Linked DNA regions of Homo sapiens: region 1 is linked to region 2. A link is an interaction called in ENCODE POLR2A ChIA-PET data of the cell type or tissue named here. Cell type or tissue: CD4-positive, alpha-beta T cell. All regions are shown on one strand. Links, peaks and the distances in the headings refer to the core of each region. The heading gives the core; the rest is flanking DNA. Region 1 overlaps TECR (trans-2,3-enoyl-CoA reductase). Region 2 has its middle 11 kb from the start of GIPC1.

What was found. ChIA-PET counts read pairs that join two places held together with the same protein. Peaks named below come from ENCODE experiments on the same cell type or tissue, not always from the same donor. Only the 100,000 strongest peaks of a DNase experiment are listed, where the experiment ranks them.
Region 1: POLR2A ChIA-PET joins it to region 2 with 10 read pairs; 23 of 35 experiments call an interaction of 5 or more read pairs at or near these places.

Annotation. Positions count from the first base shown.
Region 1 is chr19:14,551,078-14,565,662 of GRCh38, forward strand. It overlaps TECR (trans-2,3-enoyl-CoA reductase), which reads left to right. Exons shown (of 13, transcript NM_138501.6): 2 at 11,448-11,498; 3 at 12,129-12,180; 4 at 12,581-12,625; 5 at 12,723-12,826; 6 at 12,905-13,020; 7 at 13,105-13,210; 8 at 13,709-13,781; 9 at 13,872-13,915; 10 at 13,989-14,046; 11 at 14,125-14,213; 12 at 14,541-14,585. It also overlaps a transcript of DNAJB1 not described here. Among named protein-coding and RNA genes, the nearest start is that of NDUFB7, 14 kb to the right of the region's middle. RefSeq lists enhancers at 604-1,103, 4,557-5,438, 5,439-6,319, 11,766-12,573, 14,190-14,585 and silencers at 5,685-5,784, 13,463-13,612. In CD4-positive, alpha-beta T cell, for the core only: CTCF peaks have their summits at 5,738 (motif pointing right) and 5,937; DNase peaks (open chromatin) are centred at 5,024 and 5,754; H3K4me3 peaks cover 616 bases.
Region 2 is chr19:14,499,584-14,514,168 of GRCh38, forward strand. No RefSeq gene overlaps it. Among named protein-coding and RNA genes, the nearest start is that of GIPC1, 11 kb to the left of the region's middle. In CD4-positive, alpha-beta T cell, for the core only: a CTCF peak has its summit at 6,039; DNase peaks (open chromatin) are centred at 6,028, 7,558, 8,418 and 8,991; H3K4me3 peaks cover 590 bases; H3K27ac peaks cover 2,235 bases.

The DNA of each region.
Region 1 (14,585 bases), core at 2,125-10,124, 50 kb after region 2:
TTTTCTTTTTTTGATATGGAGTCTTGCTTTGTCACCCAGGCTGGAGTGCAGTGGTGCGATCTCGGCTCACTGCAACCTCCACCTCCCAGGTTCATAACGATTCTCCTGCCTCAGGCTCCTGAGTAGCTGGGATTACAGGCACCCACCACCACACCCAGCTAATTTTTTTGTATTTTTAGTAGAGATAGGGTTTCATCATGTTGGCCAGGCTACTCTCGAACTCCTGACCTCAGGTGATCCACCCACCTCGGCCTCCCAGAGTACTGGGATTACAGGCGTGAGCCACTGCACCTGGCCAATTATTATATTTTGTGTAGAGAAGGAGTTTTGACATGTTGCACAGGCTGCAGGAATTCCCTAATTCCTAAGCAGTCCCTGTGTTAGATGGTCTTGCAGGCACACCCATTTACTAGTTGGAGAAGCAGACAGGCAAGGCAGGTCTGACACCGCCCCCTGTGGCAGTGCCTCTCAGTCAGCATTGAGGACGCGCCCCTGCTTTTCTAGGCCCATTGGCTGTCTTAGCTAGTGACAGGAAAACATGCAGGAGGCATTGCCACAGCTGTAAACCCTGCCTGGGCCCCGCTGTGGTATGAGTTGCTGATAGACCTTTTGCTCTGGTACAGCCTGGCTGTGTGAGGCTGTGGGGCAGAGGCCAGCGGGCTGGGTCCTCAGGCCAGGCAGAGAGGCTCAGTTCTTGGTGTCTGCTGGAGGATCGCATCCAGGGTGGTGGGTTTTTTGTTTTTTTGTTTTTGTTTTTCTTTTGTTTGGTTTTACCCTTATTTCTTTATTTCTTCCTTTCTTCCTCTTTTTCTTTCCTTTCTCTCTCTCTCTCTCCCCCTCCCTCCCTCCCTCTCTCTCTCCCTCCCTCCCTCTCTCTCTCTCTCTCTCTCTCTCTTTCTCTCTTTTTTTTTTTTTGAGATGGAGTCTCGCTCTGTCGCCCAGGCTGGAGTGCAGTCAGTGGTGCAGTCATAACTCAGCCTTGACCTCCTGGGCTCAAGCAGTCCATCTACCTTGGCCTCCCAAAGTGCTGAGATTACAGGCATGAGCCACCGCGCCTGGCCTTTTTCTTTTCTTTCTTTCTTTCTTTCTTTTTTCTTTTTTTTTTTTTTTGAGATAGCGTGTCTTCTGTCCCCCAGGCTGGAGTGCAGTGGTGCAATGATAGGTCACTGCAGCCTTGACCTCCCGGGCTCAAGCAATCCTCCCAGTCTGGCCTCCCAAACTGCTGGGATTATAGGCGTGAGCCACCGTGCCCGGCCTGCCTTTTCCTTTCTCTGTTGCACATAGCCCTGCTCTCTAGGATGGAGGCATTATTTTATTGTAGGAGCTTTGGGCCTGAGCAAGCTGGGTGGACACTCACATGGGCACTTCCAGGCTACTTACCTTGGGCGAGGGCTTCCTCGTTCCCAAGCCCCAGTTTTCCAAGCCACGTAACAGGCATCACAGTCTTTTTCTTTTCTTTTCTTTTCTTTTTTTTTGAGAGGAGTCTCGTTCTGTCGCCCAGGCTGGAGTGCAGTGGCGCAATCTCTGGCTCACTGCAAGCTCCGCCTCCCGGGTTCACGCCATTCTCCTGCCTCAGCCTCCCGAGTAGCTGGGACTACAGGCACCCGCCACCATGCCCGGCTAACTTTTTTTGTACTTTTAGTAGAGACGGGGTTTCACTGTGTTAGCCAGGATGGTCTTGATCTCCTGACCTCGTGATCCACCCGCCTCGGCCTCCCAAAGTGCTGGGATTACAGGTGTGAGCCACTGCGCCCGGCCCAGTCTTTTTCTTATAGGGCCTGGGTGAGGCCTGGGTGGCAGTCTCAGCATAGTCCTAGGTACAGGGTGAGCATCTGATAGATGTCACGTCTGAATGAAACGGGCGAGATCAGCGTCGCTCTGGGTGGGCCAGTGCTCCTCGGAGGCCCTGAGGGCACAACCGCAGGGATGGGTGTAGGCTGTGGGTACCACTGAGAATGGGGGGCAGGCCCAGGGCTGAGACCCAGGTTCTCCAACTTCCCACTGTGTTTGTCTTGTGCCATATTCATCCTCTATGAATGGCTGTGGCTGCTCGCCCAAGCCAGGAGCTCGTGCGTCCGATGACCATCTTCCAAGGCTGGATTGCTACCTGCTCGCTCGGGGCTCTGCTGGATGGGAACAGCAGCTCCAGCTTCTCCGGGTCCCGGGCTACCGCTGCCTCTGCACCTGGCCCTGGCCTCGGATCCGAGAGCCCAGAGACATTGGCATTGAGACCCTGGCACCTCTCGTCTTGCCAGCACAGGTAGAAGACAGGAGCAGAGCGGTCCAGGGACCTGGGAGTGGGAGGTCAGCCACTCTCAGCCCTTCCTCCCCACCCTGGGTGACATTCTGCTTCCACTGTGGCGCCTCGGGGAGGCTGGTGCAGCCGCCCCCGGGTGCCACTGAGAAACGAGGTCATACACTGAGGCCACTGGGGAAGGTGGTATTTCTGGCCGAGCAGGTGTGGCCTGTGCAGGGTTCCTGGCAGCTGAGCCCTAGGTCTTCTCAGCCATCCTGGCATTAGCAGGTTGACTTGATATTTCTGGAAGTGGGAAGGAAAGGGAGCCGAGAGGGCTGAGCCGCTGAGCCGGAGTCCAGATGAATGTGCCGGAGTCTCTGCATTTGTGATGGGGGCGAGGTGATGGGGGCGAGGTGGCCGGCGTGGCTCTGGGCATGATCGGGCCAGGCCTCCGACCTCTATGCTGGGCATTGGCTGGACAGGGAGCTCAGGCGATGAGTGCAGCAGCGCTTGTGCCCGGCGCGGGGATGGTGAGTGCCTGGCTGGCCAGCTGCAGGACCTGTCAGGCCCTTTGTGTCTTTACCTGGGGCCCTGGTTGCACTGACCAGGGCTCGCACCCCCAGCCAGGCCTCTTGTGCCCCAGACTCGGGAGATGCTTCCTACCAGGAAGTGCAGTCCCCTGCGGGGTCCGAGAGAGCCTGCCGGAGCTTTGAGCTCAACAGGTGGGCTGTGCGGCACCACATCAGCTCTGCAAGGGGGCCCTGGAGGCCCATGTGTGGTGGGGTATGGCCTGGCTTTCAACATGCACGCGTGGTCTTCTGGGCTCTGGGATTTACTGCTTAGATCTTGGCCTCTTCATCTGTGAAACGGAGCTAATGGCTCCTGCTCCCTCCGGCTGCTGCAGGAGAGATGTCTGGGAAGCTGTGGCAGTTCCAGCCCCGGGCAGGGAACGTGAAATAACTGTTGGTCGCTGTTCTCACTCATCACCATTAGGCAGGTCACGTCCTAGGACACACAGAAGTTTCAGGTTCATAAGCCATGGGAGATGAGGCCGGCCCAGAATCCAAGCTTCCCGCTCTGGCCCGGGTCTGCCCCTCTTCTGGGGCTGAGAGGGCAGGCAGGTGCCTTGCTGGGTCCTGTGGTGTGGACTCTGCCGCCAGCAAGGCCATTGAACCTGCTTGTTTACAGCCGGGAGAGGACTGGGAAGCACCAGTCTTGGCTTGTTTGTGAAGCTGGGGAAGCCGAAGCTCCAGAGGCCTTCTGTGCATGGCTGTGTGTGCCAGGCCTTCAGGCTGCGCCTCCAGGGGATGAGCAGGAATTGCAGGCTCAGCTCTTCCAGCCTTGGCTCAGGTGGTGCCTGCTCCTCCCTCCTTCCCTGTACCTCTCATCCCCACACCCACTCCACTCTCAGGCCACACCCACTCTTCACCTCCACATCTGTCCAGAATTTCACTGCTTGTCTCTGCCTTGTGCTTTTTTTTTTTGAGATGGAGTTTCACTCTGTCACCAGGTTGGAGTGCAGTGGCCTGACCTCTGCTCACTGCAACCTCCGCCTCCTGGGTTCAATCGATTCTCTTGCCTCAGCCTCCTGAGTAGCTGGGACTACAGGCGTGTGCCACCATGCCCAGCTAATTTTTGTATTTTTAGTAGAGATGGGGTTTCACCATGTTAGCCTGGCTGGTCTTGATCTCTTGACCTTGTGATCTGCCCACGTCCGCCTCCCAGAGTGCTGGGATTACAGGCGTGAGCCACTGCGCCTGGCCTTGTTTTTTTTTTTTTGAGACAGGGTCTTGCTTTGTCCCCCAGGCAGGGGTGCCGTAGTGTAATCAATCATGGCTCACTGCAGCCTGGAACTCCTAGGCTTAAGCGATCCTTCTGTCACAGCCCCTGAGGAGTAGGTAGGACCATAGGTGCGAGTCACCACACCCAGCTAATTTTTTATTTTTGTTTTTTGAGATGGAGTCTTGCTCTGTGGCCCAGGCTGGAGTGCAGTGGTGTGATCTCGGCTCACTGCAACCTCTGCCTCCTGGGTTCAAGCGATTCTCCTGCCTCAGCCTCCTGAGTAGCTGGGATTACAGGTGCCCACTGCCATGCCCAGCAAATTTTTTTGTATTTTTATTTATTCTTTTTTTTTTTTTTTTTTTTTTTTTTAGACAGAGCCTCACTCTATTGCCCAGGCTGGAGTGCAGTGGTGCAATCTTGGCTCACCACAACCTCCATCTCCTGGGTTTAAGTGATTCTTGTGCCTCAGCCTCCCAAGTGGCTGGGATTACAGGTGTGTGCCACCACACTTGGCTAATTTTTGTGTTTTTACACGGGGTTTTACCATGTTGGCCAGGCTGGTCTCGAACTCCTGACCTCAGGTGATCTGCCCACCTCAGCCTCCCAAAGTGCTTGGATTACAGGTGTGAGTCACCATGCGTGGACACAGCTAATTTTTATAAATACTTTTTGTGGAGGCAGAGCCTTGCTATTTTGCCCAAGCTGGTCTTGAACTCCTGGGCTTAAGTGATCATCCTGTCTCAGCCTCCTAAAGTGCTGGGATTCCAGGCGTGAGCCACTGCGCCCAGCCCACTTTTCACCTCTCTATAGCTCCCTCTTTGCTCCCAGCTTCTGCCCTCACTCCTCCAGTCTGTTCCACCCAGCAGTGGCAAGCAGGTAAAGCTGGGGAAGCCAAGTCTTGAACCTGAGCCAAGTCTCATCCCTCCTCTGCTCAAGAACCCTCTATGGCTGCCACTTCACTCAGAGTAAAAGCTAACGTCCTCCCCGTGGCCCACAAAGCCGTGGCACAGACCGCCACATCACCTTTCTGCCCTCACCTCCTCCCACTCTCTCCCTGACTCACTCTGCTCAGGCCACACAGGACTCCTTCCTGCTCAGCCACGCTAGGTATGGTCCAGCCTCAGGGCCTTGGCACTTACTGTTCCCTCTGCCTGGACTGCACTGGTTCCCCCACTGTCTACTGGCCTTTGTTCACACGCCACTTTCTCAGAAAGGGCTTCTCTGACCACTCTCAAATGGCCATCCTCTTGGAGGTTGCAGTGAGCCGAGATCGCGCCACTGCATTCCAGCCTGGGCGACAGCGAGACTCTCTCAAAAAAAAAACAAAAACAAAAAAAACCACATTGTGACCTCCCCCACAACCTTCTAGTTTTGTTCACAACTCTTGGTGACAAAACATGCTATGGCTATCTGCCCCCACCCCCTGCTTGCCCAGCACGCACAGGCTAGAATTCAGGTCCCATGAACCCCAGAGGCTGGCTTGGTTTTTTTCACTGCCATATCCCAGGAACTGGAACAGTGCCTGGGGTATGGGAAGGAGGGAGTCAGGAATGAATGAATGGATAAATGAATGCAGGCTCCCTGAGCTCTCTTGGCTGGTGGCAGGGCCAGGGTTAAGGTCCCATTCTGCACCAGAGCTGTCTCCGTCCCTGACATCGGCTTTGGGACTGTTCCTGAGCCGGCTGCTGCGGGTGCCCTTCCAGCAGGCGGGAGTAAGTCTGTGCGGCCACAAGGGGGCAGTGGGGAGCGTCGCAGCCTCCGCCGCTTGCAGCCAGTCATCCCGGTGGTGACGGGTCAGCTCGGCCTCTGCACCGAAAGTATCTCGCTATTGTTAGGGTTTGGGTTCACTGTGACCAGCTGGGCGAGGCATCAGTGCACCAGCTCTCTGGCCCTGGCTTCCTGTGGATGGGCCCCTTCAAGAGCATGGTCAGCGTCCCAGGAGAAGGGGCCTGTGGATCCTGCCAGGGTTTGGCCCCCTTGTGCACCTGGCATGGCTGTTCTGCTAGTGTTGGTCTAATCTTATTTATTTATTTATTTATTTATTTATTTATTTATTTATTTTGAGACAGGGTCTTGCTGTGTCGCCCAGGCTGGAGTGCAATGGCATAAACTCAGCTCACTGCAACCTCCACCGTCCTGAGTTCAAGCAATTCTCCTGACTCAACCTCCTGAGTAGCTGGGATTACAGGCACACACCACCATGCCTGGCTAATTTTTGTATTTTTATTAGAGACGGGGTTTCACCATGTTGGGCAGGCTGGTCTCGAACTCCTGGCCTCAGGTGATCTGCCTGCTTCGGCCTCCCAAAGTGCTGGGATTACAGGTGTGAGCCATAGTGCCCCGCCTAATCATATTTATTCTTTTTTTAAATTTTGAGATGGAGTCTTGCTCTGTCTCCCAGGCTGGAGTGCAGTGGTGCGATATCAGCTCACTGCAACCTCCTCCTCCTGGGTTCAAGCAATTCTCCTGCCACAGCCTCCTGAGTAGCTGGGATTACAGGCATGCACCACCACGCCTGGCTAATTTTTGTATCTTTGGTAGAGACGGGGTTTCGCCATGTTGTCCAGGCTGGTCTTGAACTCCTGACCTCAGGTAACCCGCCCACCTTGGCCTCCCAAAGTGCTAGGATTACAGGCATGAGCCACCGTGCCCGGTCATCATATTTATTCTTTTTTTTTGAGATGGAGTCTTGCTCTGTCGCCCAGGCTGGAGTGCAGTGGCGCGATCTCGGTTCACTGCAAGCTCTGCCTCCCGGGTTCGCGCCATTCTCCTGCCTCAGCCTCCCGAGTAGCTGGGACTACAGGCACCCACCACCGCACCCGGCTAATTTTTTGTATTTTTAGTAGAGATGGGGTTTCACCGTGTTAGCCAGGATGGTCTCGATCTCCTGACCTCGTGATTCGCCCGCCTCGGCCTCCCAAAGTGCTGGCATTACAGGCGTGAGCCACCACGCCCGGCCTATATTTATCCTTAATAAGATTTATCCTAAACTGGGGATGATTACGGTAACCCTGTCAGATGGCAGCTGGGGACAGCCCACTTTGCCATGAGTAGATGGAAGTTCAGAGAGGTTGGGTAACTTGCCCAGGGCCACACAGCCAGGAAATGGGCAGGTCTGCTTCTCTGGGTTGTTCACCCACCAGGCGGGCGGGTTCCCAGGAGCTGTGACAAGTGCTTAGACAACGAGAGCCCCCCTTTTCACTCCTCCTGCCCCCATTAGTAATATCTTCATGACCACAAAGACAGTGAAGACGGGCTCTGTTGCTTGCGGCACTCCCCTCTGGGCTTGGGAGGCACAAACCTCGCCCCTGCTCCCTCTTGCAGGGTGCGCTTCACGCCGCACCGTGTGTCCTGGCTCTTGGCTCTGCCCTGACCTCGTGCTGCGACGAGTTGCTGTTGGCTGGGCCCCGGGAATCTTGGGCCTCCTGGTGAGAATTCCTCTCAGGCTAGTGGAACTGTCATCACAGAGCCACAGGCCGGCAGAGCCACCAGCCTGTGCCCCAGGCCAGAGTGCCTGCCTGTCTGCCCGTTCCTGCCCTCTCCCTGCCCGTCGTGCCTGAGGCTATGTGGTCTCACCCCTTGCCCGTGGCCAGTGCTGGGACCTCGCTGACACCAGTAGCCCCCCTCCCACAGGTATCCCTTCATCCACCCAGAGCATCTCAGCCCCTCCCAGCCCCTCCGAGTGGCTCCGTGGGCTTCCTCAGAAGGTCCTGTCTGTCCTCCCTGCCTCACCGCTTCTCCTGGAGATGGGGCCAGAGCCTGCCACCTCCCCGTCTGTGCTCAGGATCCCCTGCCTGGGGCTCTGTTCAGCAGCTGCCTGTACCCTCTGCAGCCCTGGGCTTCCCCTGGGAGCCCCTGCCCCCTGTTGGCCTCAGGCCTGGGCAGGCGTGTGTGTGTGTGGCAGGCACAGAGCAGAGATTGGGGTGGCAGTGGGGTGTGGGGCGCGGAGCCCTCGATGAGGTCTCACATTAGGCCCTCCCTCTGAGGGGTGGGGAACCTCTCCTGCTCCTCCCACCCGACTGTTTTTATTTTGATGGGTATGTGGGGCCTGTTTGTTACCCCTCACCCCTTTAAACAATAATTTATTGAGGTGAAATTCATGTAACATGAAACTAACCATTTAAAAGTGAACAGTGGCATTGAGTGCACGTGCATCATTGTGCAGCCTCCACCTCTGTCTCGTCCCAGAACATTTTCCTCACTCTGAAAGGAGACCGGGTACCCAGCAGCAGCCACTCCCCATTCCCCCCGCCCAGCCCCTGGCCCCTCCAATTTGCTTTTCTGTCTGTCTGCTCTGGGTATTTTGCATAGATATGGGACCTTTGTGTCTGGCTTGTTTCCTAGCGTAACTTATTTCTTTTACCCCACCTGGAATATCTTATTTAACTTTCTTACTTAGAAATAATTATAGGCCGGGCCAGGTGGCTCACGCCTATAATCCTAGCACTTTGGGAGGCCGAGGTGGTGGATTGCCTGAGCTCAGGAGTTCGAGACCAGCCTGGGCAACATGGTGAAACCCCATCTCTCCTAAAATACAAAAAATTAGCTGGATGTGGTGGTGTGTGCCTGTAATCCCAGCTACTCTGGAGGCTGAGGCAGGAGAATCGTTTGAACCTGGGGGGCGGAGGTTGCAGTGAGTCAAGATCGCACTGCTGCACTCCAACCTGGGCGACAGAGTGAGACTCTGTCTCAAAAAAAAAAAAAAATTATAGAGACACAGGGAATTGCAAGAATAGTATGGAGAGGTCTCCTGCTCCCCCCAGAGCCTTTCAGTCCTCTCTCTAGGAGGAGATGGCCGACGAGCTGGGGATTTGGGGCAGGAAATGGGAGACGGACGGCCGTCCCACTGAGGACTCATCCTGCCCAGGTGGCCCTAGCCTTGGGCATTTCTTGTCTGTAGGGGCCCCTAGGTGCTGCCTTGCAGCCCGGGCTTACCTCCTTGCAGGTTTGGGCGTCTCCTCTCCTTGGGCCTCAGGCTGGCCTGGGCACCACTGCTGCAGCTGTGAGCGTGGCCCCTCTCTCGCTACCCCCTCCTGCCGCAGCCCGGCGTCCTCTCCCAGCAGCTAGCCGGGACCCCGATGGCCGTACTCTCCCTCTTGGGCCCTGGTTTGGTGCCCAGGTTGGGGGGAGCAGGGTACGATTTCACCCCTCCCACTAGCAGCTGGCTGGACAGGGAGAGGGGCTGGTTGTATTTTAAGCTGTTGAGTGGTTCAGCAGGAACTCGGAGGCCTTCTCTCCCTGTGGACGCTAGGCTGCCTTCCTACAGGCCACACGGGCTTGGAAGCATGTGGGCACTGCCTGCCTGGGGCCCAGGAACTATTAATATACCTGCAGCCACAGGGCAGGCCCCGTGCCCGCCCAGGGCCCTGCTGTGCTAACCCTTTCCCGTGGATCCCGCCCCGTGTCCTCTGTCCCTATCCTACATATCCCCTTGGTGGGGCCCAACGTCCTGCGTGGTGTGACCGAGCTCTTTTTTTCTGGCCCCTCCATGTGCCAGCTCTTTGGCCTTGTTATCGCTGTGGCTTGGAGGAGTTCAGTAACCTTCCCCTAGAGGCCACAAGGCCAGGCAGTGCCTGGAGTTGACAGCAGGGACTCAGGAGGCCCCGTGGGCCAGGATTTCCTGGCTGCTGGGCCCATTCCCACCCTCCTGTCCAGGAAGTGGGGGCGAGTGTGTCATGGCTGGGGAAATAGGCCCCCATGCTGTGGTGACTGCCAGGCCAGCAGGGGAGTGGGGATCTGAACCAAACCCACGGGCAACAATGCCTCCTATCCCATGGGGTGCCTCCCATCTGTCAGGGGTCACCTAGTGTACCCCATGCATTGTCTCAGGGGACCGTCACAGTCCTGGGAGGTAGTCTGCTTCCTACCTGCCCCCTTCTGAGGCCTAGAGAGAGGTGACATGCCTGGGGTCCCCCAGGGACTACAAGGCAGGGCTGGTTACGGTTCCCGAGTGCAGGCCACCAAGCCCCCTTGTCTCCCGCTGTCGTTGGGAATGTGCAGGAGGGGTACCCAGCTTCTCTGGCTTGACCGTGGTGCCCTCATCTTCAGGATGGGCCCTAGCTGCCGTGGCCCGGTCTCCCTGGGCTCTGGGTGGGTGGGCCTGCCCTGGGATGGCCCCAGCCCAGAGGTTTGTTTCTGAGCATTGTGTCCTGCTCCTTTTCCTCAGGCAGCCTCTGGGGGCCCCCGCTGGGTTTCTGTGGGTAGGAAGGGTCCCCCAAGAATTGCTGGCTGGTGGCTGACTTGGGATCAGGCCTGCCTGCTTGCCACGACCCCTGTATAATAGGATTGCACTGACCCCTGCATAGGGTGGGTCAGATCCCCGGGGGCTGCCTCCCTCCAGCCCTGCCCCTCTGCACCCCCATCGTTCATCACTGGCCTGGGGGCTCAGGGAGGGCTGGGCCAGACTCCTACCTCAGGGGCTGGCACAGGCCTGGCTCTTGGACGCAGGAAGCGCCGGGCTTTAGTGGGGCGCAGGTCCTGGGTGAGGGTGCAGTGTTTGGGCTGACTCAGTGGAAAGCCTGCCCCACAGGTGGCTATAAGGTGAGAAGTGGGTGGGGAGGAAGGTTGGGGAGACCTCATCAGCCCAAGCTGGAGGCGGTTGCCTAAAACTTCCACACACCCCGATCCTTTCCACACTTCGAGAGAGGCTCTCTGCACCCATAACTCCAGAATCTGTCACCTCCCTGGTAACACAAATGCACAAGGAAAATAATCCAAAGTGTCTCTTACAGCTCAGAAGGGGAAATGGATGATCTGTCTCGCGGATTCTCAAAATAGCTGGGATTTCTCCAAGCCCAGTGAACTCCCTAGGCCTGAGCTGCGGGCTGGGGCCTGCACGGCCCGCTGGCCTCTCACTCTCCTCTAGCCACTGGCTCTGTGCAGGGCGGGGGCTGGGAGGTGTTGTCATGCCTGCCCCTGGGGCTTTCCCTGTGCTGGTGCCGTTGAGGGTTTTGAGGTGACCACTCAAAAGCTGCTTTCAGGGCAGCCTGGCTCCCCGGGGAGACTCCCAAGCCCCCCTCAGAGAAGGTCTGTGGCATGGCTCCTGGGGGGCGCAGTCTGGGGTGGTTTTATATTTAGCTGGGCTGTGGCTGTGGTTGCCACTCGGGTTACATCTGGCACAGAAGTCGGCAGTGCCAGGGCCGGCACGGGCTCCTTTCCAGCACCGCGGCAGAATTTGATCGCGCTTGCCCGGCCCAGGGCTGCTTCCCGTGGGGAGGTCGGTGGTGGGGGCTGACGGCCGGCAGCTGGGGCTGCTGGCCACCGTGGGCAGAGCCGAGTGGCAGGGCTGGTGGCAGGCGGCATGGACTTGAACTTGAGCTTGTTGGCCCGGGAGGCCACCCCAGGCCTCCTCCCTGGCCTCAATGGGCTCCCCAGGCCCACACCCCCAAAGGTGGCCAAGAAACCTAAAAAGGCTGTTCTCTTCTTCGAGGTGGAGATTCTGGACGCAAAGACAAGGGAGAAGCTGTGTTTCTTGGACAAGGTAGGACTGGGGCGTGGGCTGCACTGGGCCAAGGGCACTGGGCCCGGGACCCCAATCCTTATAGCCCAGGAGCTGTCCAGTGGGGCCCTTTGTGCCCCACCCCCTGCCCTATGGAGGGGTATGCCCTCACTTGGGGTAGGGTGGATAGCCATGTCCCCTGGGTGTGGCGGGGAAATGGAGGCACAGGAGTCTCAGTGGACCCTGCGGGGATTTTGGTCCTGGGAGGGCGGTGGAGGAGTGAGCCTTGCCCCTGCTGAGGCCGGGCCTGGGGGAAGGGGCTTGCGCTGTCCCTGGGGAGGACAGAGGGCCTTTGCTCCTGGGAGAGTCATGGGTGAGAAGTGGAGAGGAGGGGCAGAGAAGCAGGCTTGCCTTCCCATGCTTAATCCGCCACTAGCCGGGCTGGGGGCCTGCTGGCTGAGGGTAAAAGTGGAGCCCCAGACCCCTGCTGTCACTGCACTGGCAGGGCCCTCGGTGGTCCTTCCCTGACTGCAGGCAGAGGCCTGGACCCCAGCCCTTCCCCCTTCCCATAGCTACAGCCCAACCCCCAGCCTGCCATCCCCTTTAGTACCTCCCCATCCTGAGTCTGGGCTCCCCGCAGAGCTGACGTCCCTGCGCCTGTGCTTCCCCCAGGTGGAGCCCCACGCCACCATTGCGGAGATCAAGAACCTCTTCACTAAGACCCGTGAGTTCTAGTCCCGGCCACACTGCCCCTGCAACCCCTTTGACCAGGGACCTTAGGGTGGGAGGGATCCCATCCTGCACCCCTCTCCCAGGGGCCTGCAGAGATGCCCCAGTGTGGCCCAGGCTTCTGGGGCGTGACTGGGGCAGGCGCCTCCACGTGGCACTCCGCAGGAACGCCCTTGCTAGGCTCTGGGAAGGACAAGATCCTGCTTCTGCCCGCGCTCTTCTGGCTTGTGTCCTGAAACCGCACAAGCCTGAGGGTTTGCCCCCAGGTGGGAGGAGCTGTGGAGTCCTGGGGTCCTTGCACCCTGGGAACCCTGAGAAGCTGGCACAGTGGCTGGGCAGCGGACCGGCTGAGCCCTGCCAGGCTGTGGGCTGTAACTGCCCTGTTCTCCCCGCAGATCCGCAGTGGTACCCCGCCCGCCAGTCCCTCCGCCTGGACCCCAGTGAGTACAGCTGTCCACTCGGCCCGCCCCCTGGGCTCCTGGGTGGCAGTGGGAGAAGGCCCGGGTAGCCCCTGAGCCCTGGCCCGCCTCTCTGCAGAGGGCAAGTCCCTGAAGGATGAGGATGTTCTGCAGAAGCTGCCCGTGGGCACCACGGCCACACTGTACTTCCGGGACCTGGGGGCCCAGATCAGCTGGGTGACGGTGAGTCCTGACCCTACCCACGGCCTCTTTTCCCGTCAGCCACGTTGGGTGACTCATCTTGCCCCCCTCTACTCTCAGGTCTTCCTAACAGAGTACGCGGGGCCCCTTTTCATCTACCTGCTCTTCTACTTCCGAGTGCCCTTCATCTATGGCCACAAATATGACTTTACGTCCAGTCGGCATACAGTGGTGCAGTAAGTGGGGCAGGTGGGAGGAGGGTAGGGGAAGGCAGAAGACCTGCCGGACCAGCCCCAGCTGAGCCTGCTCCCCCCGACCAGCCTCGCCTGCATCTGTCACTCATTCCACTACATCAAGCGCCTGCTGGAGACGCTCTTCGTGCACCGCTTCTCCCATGGCACTATGCCTTTGCGCAACATCTTCAAGGTGAGAGCCCGTCCCCGCCTCACCCCTAAGCCCCGCCTTTCTGCCCCACCCCGCCCCGCCCCCACCGAGCCCCACCCCAAGGCCCTTCCTGTCTGCCACTACGCCCCAGCAGAGCCCTACCCCTAGGCCCCGCCTAACCTCCCCAGCCCCGCCCTCGCAGAGCCTCTAGACCCCGCCCGTCCTCCCCAGCCCCGCCCCCGTCGGGCCCCTAGGCCTGCCTATCCACCCTAGTCCCACCCCTAGGCACCGCCTATCCCCCCAGCCCCGCCCCTGCAGAGCCCCGCCCCAGTTTCACCCCTAGGCCCCTCCTGTCCACCACGCCCTCACAGAGCCCTGCCCTAGCCTCACCCCTTGGCCCCGCCTATCCTCCCCAGCCCCGCCCCAAGGCCCCTCCTGTCCTTTCCCACCATGCTCCCAGGCCCCTCGGGATGAGACATGGGCAGCATCTGCCTTGTCCGGTGCTGGCCCAAGTCCCATCCCTGCCCTGCTCCCTTTCAGAACTGCACCTACTACTGGGGCTTCGCCGCGTGGATGGCCTATTACATCAATCACCCTCTCTACACTCCCCCTAGTAAGTGGCCTCAGACCATCCTTCCCTCCCCCACGGTCCCCACCCAGCGGGTCCTCCCCTCATGGGCTCCCCTCCCTGCTTCCTCTTCAGCCTACGGAGCTCAGCAGGTGAAACTGGCGCTCGCCATCTTTGTGGTAAGGAGGCTGGGTGTGGGGACGGGGTCGGGGGAGTCTGGGCGGCCCTAGGCTGATCCTGCTTCTCTGACAGATCTGCCAGCTCGGCAACTTCTCCATCCACATGGCCCTGCGGGACCTGCGGCCCGCTGGTGAGTGCCTGCTGGGGGCAGGGGGACAGCTGGGCTGGGTGAGGGGGTCTGACTTTCTCCTTCTGTCCTGCCTGCCAGGGTCCAAGACGCGGAAGATCCCATACCCCACCAAGAACCCCTTCACGTGGCTCTTCCTGCTGGTGTCCTGCCCCAACTACACCTACGAGGTGAGGGGCTGCCTTACCCCTCTCTGCCCTGGGACTTGGGGTCCCATGTGGAGGGACCAGCCCCTAGGATGGGGCGCCTGGCTGGGCAGCTGCTTTTGCCGCCTGCACTGCGAGCATTGGGAGGTGGAGACCGCGGCCTCTCTGCTGTGGTGGCGGGGAGGCGTGTGCCGCTGGGCTTCCGCCGTATACAGCCCCGCCTCCGCTGGAATTGGGTTCCCATCCCTGACTCAGAAAGCAGGGGCGGCGGGAGGTGGCTGGCTGAGTCCAGGACAGCCACATACACGGGTTGCGAGGCTGCCCACGCTCACTCTCCGCCCCTGCCCACAGGTGGGGTCCTGGATCGGTTTCGCCATCATGACGCAGTGTCTCCCA
Region 2 (14,585 bases), core at 3,184-11,183:
TACAGCTTCCTATGTGCCAGGCATCATTCCAAGAACTTCCTATTTATTAAACCATGTAACTCTCCTGATGACCTAGGTGCAGTTTTACACATTGTATATTTGTCCTCCCACTCTGTCAGGGGAAAATTTGCTTCACCCATGATATCCTTCATTGGAGGGAAATTCTTAATTTTGATATAATAGAACTCACTGTGAAGTTATATTAAGAATGCTTGGCTGGGCACACTAGCTCATGCCTGTAATCCCAGCACTTTGGGAGGCTGAGGCAGGTGGATTGCTTGACACCAGGAGTTCAAGACCAGCCTGGGTAACATAATGAGACCCTGTCTCTACAAAAAATAATAAAAATTAGCCAGAAAAGGAGGCACTGGACTATAGTCCCAGCTACTCAGGAGGCTGAGGTGGGAGGATCACTTGAGCCCAGGAGTTCAAGCCTACAGTAAGCTATGATCACACCACTGCATTCTAGCCTGGGTGACTGAGCAAGACCCTATCTCCCAAAACAAAACAAAAGAAGGCCTTTTCATCCCTATATGGCAAACTTATACTTCCACATTTTCTTTATTTTTTTTTTGAAACAGAGTCTCACTCTGTCACCCATGCTGGAGTGCAGTGATGTGATCTCAACTCACTGCAACCTCCACCTCGCAGGCTCAAGCGATTCTCACGCCTCAGCCTCCCGAGTAGCTGGGATTAGAGGCATGTGTCACCATGCCTAGCTAATTTTTTGTATTTTTTAGTGAAGACCGGGTTTCACCATGTTGTCCAGACTGGTTTTGAACTCCTGGCCTCAAGTAATCCGCACGCTTTGGCCTCCCAGAGTGCTGGGATTGCAGGCATGAGTGAGCCACCGCACCTGACTCTTCCACAGTTTCCTTTTTTTTTTTTTTTTTTGAGACGGAGTCTCGCTCTGTCTCCCAGGCTGGAGTGCAGTGGCACGATCTTGGCTCACTGCAAGCTCTGCCTCCCAGGTTCATGCCATTCTCCTGCCTCAGCCTCCCGAGTAGCTGGGACTAGAGGCGCCCGCCACCATGTATGGCTAATTTTTTGTATTTTTAGTAGAGACGGGGCTTCACCGTGTTAGCCAGGATGGTCTTGATCTCCTGACCTCGTGATCTGCCCACTTTGGCCTCCCAAAGTGCTGGGATTACAGGCGTGAGTCACTGCGCCTGGCCCCATTTTCATTTCTTCATTCTACGTTTTTTGGTTTTGTTATTTTATTTATTTATTTATTTATTTATTTTGAGACAGAATCTTGCTCTGTCGCCCAGGCTGGAGTGCAGTGGCGTGATCACGGCTCACGGCAACCTCTGCCTCCTGAGCTCAAGCAATTCTCCTGCCCCAGCCTCCCGAGTAGCTGGGATTACAGGCTATGCCACCACGCCTGGCTAATATTTTTGTATTTTTAGTACAGACAGGGTTTCACCATATTGGCCAGGCTGGTTTCGAACTCCTGACCTCATGATCTGCCCACCTTGGCCTCCCAAAGTGCTGGGATTATAGGCATGAGCCACTGTGCCCGGCCCATTCTATGGTGTTACTTTTCCTGAGTCTTTATTCCATCCGTAGTCCACCTGAGGTTGTGGGGTAGAATGGTCTTCTTTTTCTCCATAACCTGTGCTGTTCAGCAGCTCTGTGACCTTGTGTGAAGCCCATCCTCTTCTGTGCCTCGGTCTCCTCATTTGTAAAATGGAGATAATAATAATACACACCAGCCGGGCGTGGTGGCTCACACCTGTAATTCTACCACTTTGGGAGGCCGAGACAGGTGGATCACTTGAGGCCAGGAGTTCAAGACCAGCCTGACCAACATGGAGAAACCCTGTCTCCACTAAAAATGCCAAAAATCAGCCGGGTATGGTGGTGTGCACCTGTAATCCCAGCTACTCAGGAGGCGCAAGAATCGCTTGAACCTGGGAGGTGGAGGTTGCAGTGAACCGAGATTACTCCACTGCACTACAGCCTGGGTGACAAAGTGAGACCTCATCTCAAAAAAAAAGGCCGAGTGTGGCGGCTCATGCCTGCAATCCCAGTACTTTGGGAGGCCAAGGTGAGTGGATCACCTGAGGTCAGGACTTTGGGACCGGCCTGGCCAACATGGCAAAACTCTGTCTCTAGTAAAAATACAGGCCAGGCGTGGTGGCTCACACCTATAATCCCAGCACTTTGGGAGGCCGAGGCGGGTGGATCACGAGGTCAGGAGATCGAGACCATCCTGGCCAACATGGTGAAACCCTGTCTCTACCAAACATAAAAAAATTAGCCGGGTGTGGTAGCAGGCGCCTGTAGTCCCAGCTTAGGAGTCTGAGACAGGAGAATGGCGTGAACCCGGGAGGTGGAGCTTGCAGTGAGGCGAGAGCCTGCCACTGCACTCCAGCCTAGGTGACAGAGCAAGACTCCGTCTAAAAATATATATATAATATATATATATATAAATTCGCTGGGCATGGTGGCGTGCACCTGTAATGCCAGCTATTCTGGAAGCTGAGGCAGGAGAGTCACTTGATTCTCGGGAGGCAGAGGTCGCAGTTAGCTTGATTCCGGAGGCGGAGGTTGCAGTGAGCTGAGAACATCCCACTGCACTCCAGCCTGGGAGACAGAGCGGGACTCCGTCTCCAAAAAAAACAAAATAAAATAAATAATAGTACACACCTCCTTAGGTGGTTATCAGCATGTTAGGATTAAATGGGCTATTCCATGTCAAATGCCCCGATGGTGCCAGGCAGATAGTAAGCACTTACTGCATACCAGCTGCCATTACTAAAATGTGCTGAGGGCACAATCATAGATAGACGCAATATGTCATAATGGACACACCATAGAAATAGAAACCTGTATTGGATCCTCGCTGTGTGTCAGGCTCTGTGCTGGTCGCTTTTCATGTCTAATTTCACTGGATCATGTTGAGCTCCTGGGGATGGGACTGATAGCACCCCCACTCTACAGAGGAGGAGACTGAGGCTCAGAGAGGGGAGACATGAGCTGAAAGATGCACAGTAACTCATCGATGTGGAATCTTAGCTCCAACCCCAGGACATGAGACGTCCCTCAAGGGAGTGAGTTCTACTTTCTTCAACTTTGGGGACAGGGCGGACTGAGATGTGGGGGACAGGAGGGACAGCACCAAGGGACATAGCCCCAGCCAGGTGATCCTGGAGGCAGGGCTGAGTCCTGTGGCCTCAGGTTACAGCCCCAGCACTGTCACCTGCCTTTTTGGTTTGTTTGTTTGTTTTTAATTGAGACAGAAGTCTTGCTCTGTCTCCCAGGCTGGAATGCAGTGGCGCAATCTTGGCTCACTGCAACCTCTGCCTCCCGGAGGTTCAAGCAATTCTCCCGCCTCAGGCTCCTGAGTAGATGGGATTACAGGCACCCAAAACCATGCCTGACTAATTTTTGTATTTTTAGTAAAGACAGGGTTTTGCCATGTGGGTCTTGAACCCCTGACCTCAGGTGATCCACCTGCCTCAGTCTCCCAAAGTGCTGGGATTACAGGCGTGAACCACTGCGCCCGGCCTGACACCTGCCTTTGACTGCTGGGTTTTAGGAAGTGACACCCAGCAGCTCTGCAGGTCACACTGTTTTCTAGAGGGGTCTTTGCAGAAGCAAAGAGAAACAAATGGCAACAGTGGTGATGATAAACACCACACCAGCCCTTCTCCCTGAACTCCTGAGGTATTTCTCTGTCTTGCTTTCTCTATAAGGACATCTCAGGGCATCTCAAACTGAACCCATCTGGAATTGAGGTCTTGATTGACACCCCAAATGTGCCATTTACCCTGTCTTCCCCTGCATGGTGATAGCAATTCTTTCAGTTGATCAGGCCCCAAACCTTGGAATAAGACTTAAATACTACCTACCTTCCTTCCTCTCTCTCCTTCCTTTTTTTCTCTCTTTCTCTCCTTCCTTCCTTCCTTCGTTCCTTCCTTCCTTCTCTTCTCTTCTCCTTTCCTTTTTTTCTTACTTCCTTTCCTTCTTCCTTCCCCTCCCTCCCTCCCTTCCTCCCTTTCCCTCTTCCTTCCTTTCTTTTCCCTCTCCTCTCCTCTTCTTTTCTTTCTTGACAGAGTCTTGCTTTGTTACTCAGGCTGGAATACACTGGCAAAATCATGACTCCCTGCAACCTCAACATCCTGGGCTCAAGCAATCCTCCTACCTCAGCCCCTCAAGTACCTGGGACCACAGGTACGGGCCACTACACTCAGCTAATTTTTAATTTTTTGTAGAGATGGGATTTTACCATGTTGCCAAGGCTGGTTTCAAACTACTGAGCTCAAATGATCCTCCTGCCTTGGCCTCCCAAAGTGCTGGGATTACAGGCATAAGCCACTGCCCCAGCCGACTCCTACCTTTCTCTCATAGTCCAGCTCTGTCAGCAGCACGTCCTATCAGCACTACTTTCTTTTCTGTTCTTTTCCTTTTTTTAAATCCCAATGGGCAAGCAATGACAGTGAAACTCACAGACACATCAGATATTTTTAAAAAGCTTTTCTTATAGGCACAATATTTTCTTTTCTTCTCTCTCTTTTTTTTTTTTTGAGACAGGGTCACGCTCTGTCATCCGGGCTGAAGTGCAGTGGTGCCATCATAGCTCACCGTAGCCTTGACCTCCTAGGCTCGAGTGGGTGTCCTACCACACCCAGCTAATTTTGGTATTTTTCATAGAGATGGGGTTTTGCCATGTTGCCCAGGCTGATTTTGAAGTCCTGGGCTCAACCTCCTGCTTCAGCCTCCTCCCAAGTAGCTGAGATTACAGGAGGGAGCCACCTATCTCATCTCTGGCCCAAGATATACATACATACATACATACATACATACATACATACATACATACATATATTTAAAGACAAAGTCTGGCTATGTCGCTCAGGCTGGAGTGGAGTGCAGTGGCACGATCTCAGCTCACCGCAAACTTGGCCTCCCAGTTTCAAATGATTCTCAGCCTCAGCCTCCCAAGTAGCTGGGATTACGGGTGCATACCACCAGGCCCCGCTGATTTTTTTTTCTTTTTTTTTTTTTGCAGTTGCAAGATTTAATAGAGAGAAAACAAAGCTCCCATTCAAAGGGAGGGGACCCAAAGGGGGTAGCCATTGCTGGCTTGAATGCCTGGATTTATATCCCGATCATTGTCCCTCCCGCTGTGCTCTCAGGTGATAGATGATTGGCTATTTCTTTACCTCCTGTTTTTGCCTAATTAGCATTTTAGTGAGCTCTCTGATTGGTTGGGTGATTTTTGTATTTTTAGTAGAGATGATGTTTTATCGTATTGGCCAGGCTGGTCTTAAACGCCTCACCTCAAGTGATCCGCCCTCCTCAGCCCCCCAAAGTGCTGCAATTATAGGTGTGAGCCACCGTGCCCGGCCCCAAGATGTATTCTTGGGTGGGTGTGGTGGTGCGTGCCTGTGGTCCCAGCTACTTGGGAGGCTGAGGTAAGAGGATGACTTGAGTCCAGGAGGTCGAGGCTGCAGTGAGCTATGATCGCACCATTTCACTCCAGGCTGGGCAATAGAATGAGACCCTGTCTCTAATAAACAAAACAAAACAAAGCCAAAAAAAAAAAAAAATCAGCCAGGTGCGGTGGCTCATGCCTGTAATCCCAGCACTTTGGGAGGCCAAGGTGGGTGGATCGCCTGAGGTCAGGAGATTGAGACCAGCATGGCCAACATAGTGAAACCCCACCTCTCTTAAAAATACAAAAATTAGCTGGGCGTGGTGGGACATGCCTGTACTCCCAGATACTCGGGAGACTGAGGCAGGAGAATCACGTGAACCCCCGAGACCGAGGTTGCAGCAAGCCGATATTGCGCCGCTGCACTCCAGCCTGGGCGACAGAGCGAGACTCTGTCTCAAGACAAAAAAAAAAAAAAAAAAAAAAAAATCCTGGGCTACTTTCGCCCCACCTGCTCCGACCTCTCCCGGTCCAGCCAGCCCCATCACCTCCTGCCTGGTGGTGCGGTGAATGGCTTCGGTCCTGGTCCACCCGCTCTGCCCTTACCCCTACGGTCAGTTCTCCGCACAGAGGCCAGGGGGCGCCCGTGAGCACCCAAATCAGGTCACCTCCTTTCTCTACGGAGGACCTCCCCCCAGGAGGCCATGAGCCCCCAAAGAACCTGCCCCTGTGAGCCAAAGTGTTTTTTATTTTCAGGTGTCACGCCTGGCTACATTGATGTCCAGCATAATATTCCTGGGGAACGTTGGGGCCCCATGAAGGCAAACAACCCAGGTCCCAGCTCTGTCTTCCTGGTAAAAGCAAATCAGGCCTTGTCCCTCCTAACTCTCAATTTCTCTTCCAACTCAGGAATGCAGGGCCTGGCCTGTCTCATTCCTAGACACGCCCTGCCCTGCTCTCTCCTGTTCTCTCGATTCCAGTCACACCAGGCCTGTGTGTGTGTGTGTGTGTGTGTGTGGATGGCCCTGTGGGGGAGTGGTTCCCAGATCTCCAGCCTAGGGGCCTCTTCCCCGGGCCTTGGCTCCAGGAGCCCCTCCCTGCGCCCTAACAAGCTCCTGTCCCTTGGCCTGTGTGTCCAGGGCCTGCCAGGCGTCTTCCCCTCCACGCTGCGGGCTATGGGAAGTGGCTCGGTCAGTTTAATGAGTTGAATGATGCCCCACCCTAAAATATATGTCCACATTCCAGAACTGTGAATGTGACTTGACTTGGAGTAAGTGTCTTCAAAGATGTAATTCAGTGGAGGATCTCGAGATGAGATCATCCTGGATTAGGGTGGCTGGCCCCGAAATCCAATGATGGGTGTCCTTATAAGAGATGGAAAAGGAGAAGACACAAAGACACACAGAGGGGAGGGCCACGGGACGGCAGCGGCAGAGATTGGAGCGATGCAGCTACAAGCCCAAGGAGGCTAAGGATTGCTGAAACCACCAGAAGCCAGGAGAAAGCCGTCCTCACTTGTTAATGCCAGGTACAGGGGCTCATGCTTGTAATCCCAGCACTTTGGGAAGCCAACGCAGGAGAATTGCTTGAGCCCAGGAGTTTGAGGCCAGCTTGGGCAACACAGTGAGACCCTGTCTCTACAAAAAATTTAAAAATTACGCTGGCATGATGGTGCATGCCTGTGGTCTCAGCTACTTGGGAGGCTGAGATAGGAGGATCGCTTGAGCCCAAGAGATCGAGGCTACAGTAAGCCCTGATTGTGCCATTGCACTCCAGCCTGGGCAACAGAGTGAGATCCTGTCTCAAAACAAACAAGCAAGCTGGGTGCAGTGGCTCATGCCTGTCATCCCAGCACTTTGGGAGGCCGAGGCGGGCAGATCACCTGAGGTCAGGAGTTCGACACCAGCCTGGCTAATATGGTGAAACCCTATCCCTACTAAAAATACAAAATATTAGCTGGGCGTGGTGATGTGTGCCTGTAATCCCAGCTACTTGGGAGGCTGAAGCAGGAGAATCACTTGAACCTGGCAGGCGGGTGCTGCAGTGAGCTGAGATCGCGCCACTGCACTCCAGCCTGGGCGACAGAGTGAGACTCTGTCTCAACACCACCACCACCAACAACAAATTACTTGTCGTTTGAAGCCACCCAGTTTGTTGTGGCAGCCCTAGGAAACGGAAACCCACAGGTGTGTTTCCTAGGAGACTGTGAGTTTCACGAGCTCCATCCTCCCTCCCCTATGCCAGATGGCCAAGTTTTCTGCTTGGCGCATCTCCTGAGCCTAGCACTGAGGTGTCCCTCAGGAACTGTGCCCATAGACTAGTCTACAGATTGTGAAGTAGAAACAGGTCCCCCATGCCAGGCGCGGTGGCTCACGCCTGTAATCCCAGCACTTTGGGAGGCCGAGGTAAGGCAGATCACCTGAGGTCGGGAGTTCGAGACCAGCCTGGCCAACATGGTGAAACCACGTTGCTACTAAAATTACAAAAATTAGCTGGGCGTGATGGTGGGTGCCGGTAGTCGCAGCTACTCAAGAGGCTGAGGCATGAGAATTGCTTGAATCTGGGAGGTAGGTGTTGCAGTGAGCTGAGATCATGCCACTGCACCCCAGCCTGGATGACAGAGCAAGTATCGGTCTCAAAAAAAAAAAAAAAAACAAAAAGAAAAGAAAAAGAAAAAAAGAAACAGGTCCCTCAGGAAAGAGGGGCTCTCCCGGACTGAATATCTGCTTCTCCCTGGTGGGAAAGCTGAAGGAATTGGGGTATGGGGGTGGGGTCCCTGGCAAGGGTGGTGGGGACTACTAGCTGACCCGAGGGCTGGGTTATCCTTCCTCTGCACATACCATGACATGAACTATCGTAGGAAAAATGTTGCAGGTCCTCTTGTCTGAATTACTTTGTCACTTAATTACTCACTTAACAAACACTCAAAGGGTCAGTTCCGGGGCAAGCATCACTCTGGCAACTGGTGATACAGATTATTAGGATGTAGTTGGTGACCTCAAGGGAACTCACAGTTGCCACAAAGCGGGGGACATTTTTTAGTATTCTCCTGCCGTTGTCTCTCCTGCCCCACTGACAAAGAGGGAAGGTGTCTCAACTAATAATCAGGGAGTTTGAGAAATCAGCCTCTGCTTCCCCTTGGGCAAGTGTGATGTCAACAGACTATGAAAGTACTTTCAGCCAGGAGGGGTGGCTCACGCCTGTAATCCTAGCACTTTGTGAGGCTGAGGCGGGTGGATTGCCTGAGCTCAAGAGTTCGAGACCAGCCTGGGTAACATGGTGAAACCCTGTCTCTACTAAAATATAAAAAATTAGCTGGGCGTGGCAGCATGCACCTGTAATCCCAGCTACCCAGGAGGCTGAGGCAGGAGAATCGCTTGAACCTCGGGGGCAGAGGTTGCAGTGAGCCAAGATTGCGCCACTGCACTCCATCCTAGGTGACAGAGTGAGACTCCTTCTCAAAAAAAAAAAAAAAAAGAAAGAAAGTGCTCTCAGGTCTGTGGGAGAGAAGATGAGTGCATGCTCTTTAAGGCCTAGTTTTTTTGTTTTTTTTTTTTGAGACAGTGTCTTACTCTGTCGCCCAGGCTGGAGTGCAGTGGCGAGATTTCGACCTCAGGTGATCCACCCAGCTGAGCCTTCCAAAGTTCTAGGATTACAGGCGCAAGCCACCGTACCCAGCCAAGGCCTAGATTTTAATAGAGAATATAGATAGATGCTTCTTGTTTGTGTTGTGCCATTTTTAGGTGTTTTTTTTTTCTTTCTTTCTTTCTTTCTTTTTTTTTGACAGAGTGTTGCTCTGTCACCGAGGCTGGAGTGCAGTGGCACAATCTTGGCTCAGTGCAACCTCCACCTTCTAGGTCCAAGCGATTCTCCTGCTTCACCCTCCAGAGTAATTGGGATTACAGGCACCTGCCACCACGCCTGGCTAATTTTTGTATTTTTAGTAGAGACAGGGTTTCAACATGTTGTCCAGGCTGGTCTCGAACTGCTGACCTCAGGTGATCCACCCACCTCGGCCTCCCAAAGTGCTGGGATTACAGGCGTGAGCCACTGCGCCTGGCCCATTTTTAGTATTTAGTGGAAGTTTGGTGCATTGAGATTTCCTTTATTCTTTCCTTTTTTTTTTTTTTTGAGACAGAGTTTCACTCTGTCACCAAGGCTGGAGTGCAGTGGGGCAATCTCAGCTCACTGCAACCTCTGTCTCCTGGGTTCAAGCAATTCTCCTGCCTCAGCCACTGGAGTAGCTGGGGTTACAGGTGCCTGCCACCATGCCCAGCGAATTTTTGTAATTTTAGTAGAGACGGGGTTTCACTGTGCTGGCCAGGCTGGTCTGAAACTCCTGACCTCAGGTGAGCCATCCGCCTTGGCCTCCCAAAGTGCTGGGATTACAGGCATGAGCCACTGTGCCCGGCCCAGCTTGACTTTTAGATATAATGTTTCAGTTTTTAGTAGAGATGGGGTTTCACCACATTGGCCAGGCTGGTCTCGAACTCCTGACCTCAAATGATCCACCCATGGTGGTCTCCCATAGTGCTGGGATTACAGGCATGACCTGCTCCGCCTGGCCTGGGGCAGGTTTTCTGCCAAGTGCTTTAGATATATTTGCTAATGTTATTCACACTTGCTCTATTCCTGGCCTGGATAAAGCGCTTCTCAGGGATTAGCTGTCTGAGTTCTAGCTCCAGAAGAGTGAGAAAGGAGGGGCTGCGATGTTTGATTAGTCCTGTTATACATGGGAAGAAACTGAGGCTCTGAAAGGTTTTGTCATTTGTTTGAGGAAATGTGGTGAGCAGAACTTGGACTTGGCACCCCCCTACCCCAGAAGCTGGGTTCTTCATCGCTATGTTCTTTTGTTTCCTAAATGCACTAACTCACCCAGATGTCACAGCATCTCTATGAGAGCTGCACTTCTGTTTCCCGTTTCTTCTGTTTTTTTTTTTCGAGACAGAGTCTTGCTCTGTCACCCAGGCTGGTGTGCAGTGGTGGGATCTGGGCTTACTGCAGCCTCTACCTCCCAGTTTCAAGCGATTCTCCTGCCTCAGCCTCCTGAGTAGCTGGGATTACAGGCACCTGCCACCACGCCCAGCTTTGTATTTTTAGTAGAGACAGAGTTTCACCACGTTGGCCAGGCTGGTCTTGAACTCTTGACCTCAAGTGATCCATCCGCCTCGGCCTCCCAAAGAGCTGGGATTACAAGCATGAGCCACCACACCTGGCTAATGCTCAGCTAACGTTTTAGGAGGGTGGATCACCTGAGGTCAGGAGTTCGAGACCAGCCTGACCAACACGGTGAAACCCCATCTCTACTAAAAATACAAAAATTAGCTGGGTGTGGTGGCGGGTGCCTGTAATCCCAACTACTCGGAAGGCTGAGGCAGGATAATTGTTTGAACTTGGGAGGCGGAGGTTGCAGTGAGCTGAGATTGCATCATTGTACTCCAGCCTGGGTGACAGGGCAAGACTCCGTGTCAAAAAAAAAAAAAAAAAAAAGAAAGAAAAGAAAAGAAAAGAAAAGAAAAAAAACAAAAGCAAGCAATCAAACTGGGACTCAAATCCGGAAGCAAGAACGATGTGAGAGGAGTCAGGGGTCGCCAAACACTAATTTAGATCTTCACACCCAGCTGGGTGGACCTGCCAGAATAAAGGTGGGGAATAGCACAGGAATGAGGAAGCTCTTTATGTTCACAGCATCTTGTGTGAGAAAAAAAAAAAAAAAAAGCGGAGTGTACAGTATGTACTCCTTGTGTAAAAAAAGAAAAATGTATTCCCCGCAGCATCTCAGGAAAGGCGCAGGAGAGACGGGGAACATTCGTATCCAGTTCGGGGGTGTGGAATCGGATGGTAGGGTGGGAGGGAGGACTTTCACTCTCTGTATCCTTTCCAGTGTTGTATTGTGATTACACAGTCAAAAAATAAAACTGAAAATTTAGAAATTGTGTTTATGCTTATGTAAGCACAGACTCATCTCTTGGAGGAAGCACAAAAATGGTTTTTTTAAAAAAGGAAAAAAAGGCCGGGTGCAGTGACTCACGCCTGTCATCCCAGCACTTTGGGAGGCTGAGGTGGGCGGATCACTTGAGGTCAGGAGTTTGAGACTAGCCTGGGCCAACATGATGAAATCCTGTCTCCACTAAAAATACAAAAATTAGCCGGGCGTGGTGGTACGCGCCTGTAATCCCAGCTACTAGGGAAGCTGAGCCAGGAGGGTCGTTTGAGCCTGGGAGGCAGAGGTTGCAGTGAGCCGAGATTGCACCACTGCACTCCAGCCTTGGCGACAGACCGAGACTCTGTCTCAAAAATGAGAAAAGGAAAAAAAAAAAAAAAAATCTGTGATGCCAATGCCAGTGTCTATAGTGGTGCAGTAGGATGGGGAACTTCAGGGCCAGGGGAAGGATGGGAGGACTCGGCTTTTCACCATAGGCCAAATGGACCTATTGAGTGCTGTTCTATGATTATAAAAAAAAAACACTGCTGGTATTGTAATGCAGGTGGGTCAAAGAATGAGTCAGTTGCACACGTCCTGTCATGGAAGGAGCTCTGAGACCTGATCAGAGATGCAGCATGGAAAAGTGAAATAAATCCATTAAAGAAAGCCCAAGGCTGAGCCTATAATCCCAGAGCTTTGGGAGGCCAAGGTGGGAGAATCGCTTGGGGCCAGAGCAACATATCAAGATATCAAGATATCGGCCAGCGCAGGTTCACGCCTGTCATCCCAGCACTTTGGGAGGCCGAGGCAGGTGGATCACTTGAGGTCAGGAGTTCAAGACCAGCCTGGCCAACATGGTGAAACCCAGTCTCTACTAAAAATAAAAAATTAACCAGGCATGGTAGCACACGCCTGTAATCCCAGTTACTCGGGAGGCTGAGGCAGGAGAATCGCTTGAACCCAGGAGGCAGAGGTTGCAGTGAGCCGAGATTGCGCCACTGCACTCCAGCATGGGCAAAAGAGCAAGATTCCGTCTCAGGAAAAAAAATTAAAAAAAAAAAAAAAAAAAAAGGAAGGTAGAAGTGGCTCACGCCTGTAATCCCAGCACTTTGGGAGGCCAAAGCAGGCACATCACGAGGTCAAGAGATCAAGACCATCCCGACCAACATGATGAAACCCCATCTCTAGTAAAAATACAAAAATTAGCTGGGCGTGATGTCATGTGCCTGTAGTCCCAGCTACTCAGGAGGCTGAGACAGGAGAATCACTTGAACCCGGGAAGTGGAGGTTGTAGTGAGCCAAGATTGCACCACTGCACTCCAGCCTAGGCAACAGAGCAAGACTCCATCCCCCTCCCCGCAAAAAAGTTAACATATCAACAAATCATCTCTACAAAAATTAGACAAATTGGCTGGTTGTGGTGTGGAGTGCCTGTGGTCCTAGCTACTCAAGAGGTTGAGAGGCGGGAGGATTGCTTGAGCCCAGGAGTTTGAGGCTGCAGTGAGCTATGATCCTACCACTGCACTCCAGCCTGGACAACAGAGTGAAATCCTGTCTTCAAAAAAAGAAATTAAAAAAAAAATCCTGAGTGCGGTGGCTCACACCTGTAATCCCAGCACTTTGTGAGGCCGAGGGGGCGCCGATCACTTGAGGTCAGGAGTTTGAGGCCAGCCTGGCCAACATGGTGAAACCCCATCTCTATACTAAGAATACAAAAATTAGCCTGGCGTGGTGGCGCACGCCTGTAATCTCAGCTACTTGGAAGGCTGAGAATTGCTTGAACCTGGAAGGTGGAGATCGCAGTGAGCCGAGATTGCACCACCGCGCTCCAGCTTGGATAGAGCGAGACTCTGTCTGAAAAAAAAAAAAAAAAAAAACAAGCCCAAGACTTTGGGAAAAGTTTGCATGTGGGTGCACCAGATATCCGGCCAAGATAGACAAGCCAAGTAGTGGCCTTTGAGCAAAAAAATGCATGTGTGAAAGGTCTTTGGGCCCTTTTACCACCAAGATTTTCCCCTCAAAATCCCACCGTCCCACTCCTCACACTGCTACCTGGTAGGTTGCTTGGCCGTGTTTTTTGTGAAGTTCCCAGAATTGTATATACCTCAAGGCTTCGTGCACCTTTATGTTTGTGACACTTCAGTATGAAGTTCACAGGGACTTGGTGTATAATGGAGACTTGGGGGTGGGGATGGCAGCCCTGGGATTTGTGTCACCAATGAGGTCAGGTCAGTTCCGCAATAAATGTGACCTTGGCGTGTGGGATACTTTGGTAAACATCTCTTAGCTCTTGATATTCCAGGGTCACCTCCTGATTGGGCTGGCGTCTCCTGGCTTAATGTGGCTGCTCTTCAAAGTCACCCCTGCAATGTCTTTAGGGAAAAGCCCTCTAGACTTGACTTGTCCAACAGTTGCCACTGGCCACATACATGTGTGGCTGCTAAGCAACTGAAGTGTGGCAGGACTGAGGAACTGATTCTAATTTTATTGAATTTGTAAGATGTTTAAGTAAACGGTATATAGAACGTTCTAGTCATTGCAGAAAGTTCTCCTGGACTGGCAGGGCTGCCCCTAGCCTGTTTTCAGCGCTTCAACTGTTTCAGTGGGAAGGGAAAGCAACTCTTAGCTTGACACTTTTTTGTGAGACACAGCCTCGCTCTGTCACCCAGGCTGGAGTGCAGTGGTGGGATCTTTGCTCACTGCAACCTCTGCCTCCCATGTTCAAGTGATTCTCCTGCCTCAGCCTCCTGAGTAAATGGGACTACAGGTACGTGCACCACGCCTGGCTTTTTGTTTTAATAGAGACGGGGTTTCACCATGTTGGCCAGGCTGGTCTGAAACTCCTGACCTCAGGTGATCTGCCCGCCTTGGCCTCCCAAAGTGCTGGGATTACAGGTGTGAGCCACTGCGTCTGGCCCAGTTTGACTTTTGGATACTGTGTTTTAGTTTTTTTTTCTTGATACAGGGTCTCACTTTGTCACCCAGGTTGGAGTGCAGTGGCACAAACACAGCTTGCTACTGCCTCCACCTCTTGGGCTCAATTGATCCTCCTGCCTCAGTCCCATAAATAGCTGGCCCTACAGGTGTACGCTGCATTCTCCGGCTGAATTTTTAAATTTTGTAGAGATGGGGTTTCACAATGTTGTCTAGGCTGGTCTCAAACTCCTGAGCTCAAGGGATCTACCCACCTTGGCCTCCCAAAGTACTGGGATTACATGCCTGAGCCACTGCTCCTGGTCTATATACAGTGTTTCCACTTTAGAACATTTTGTAACA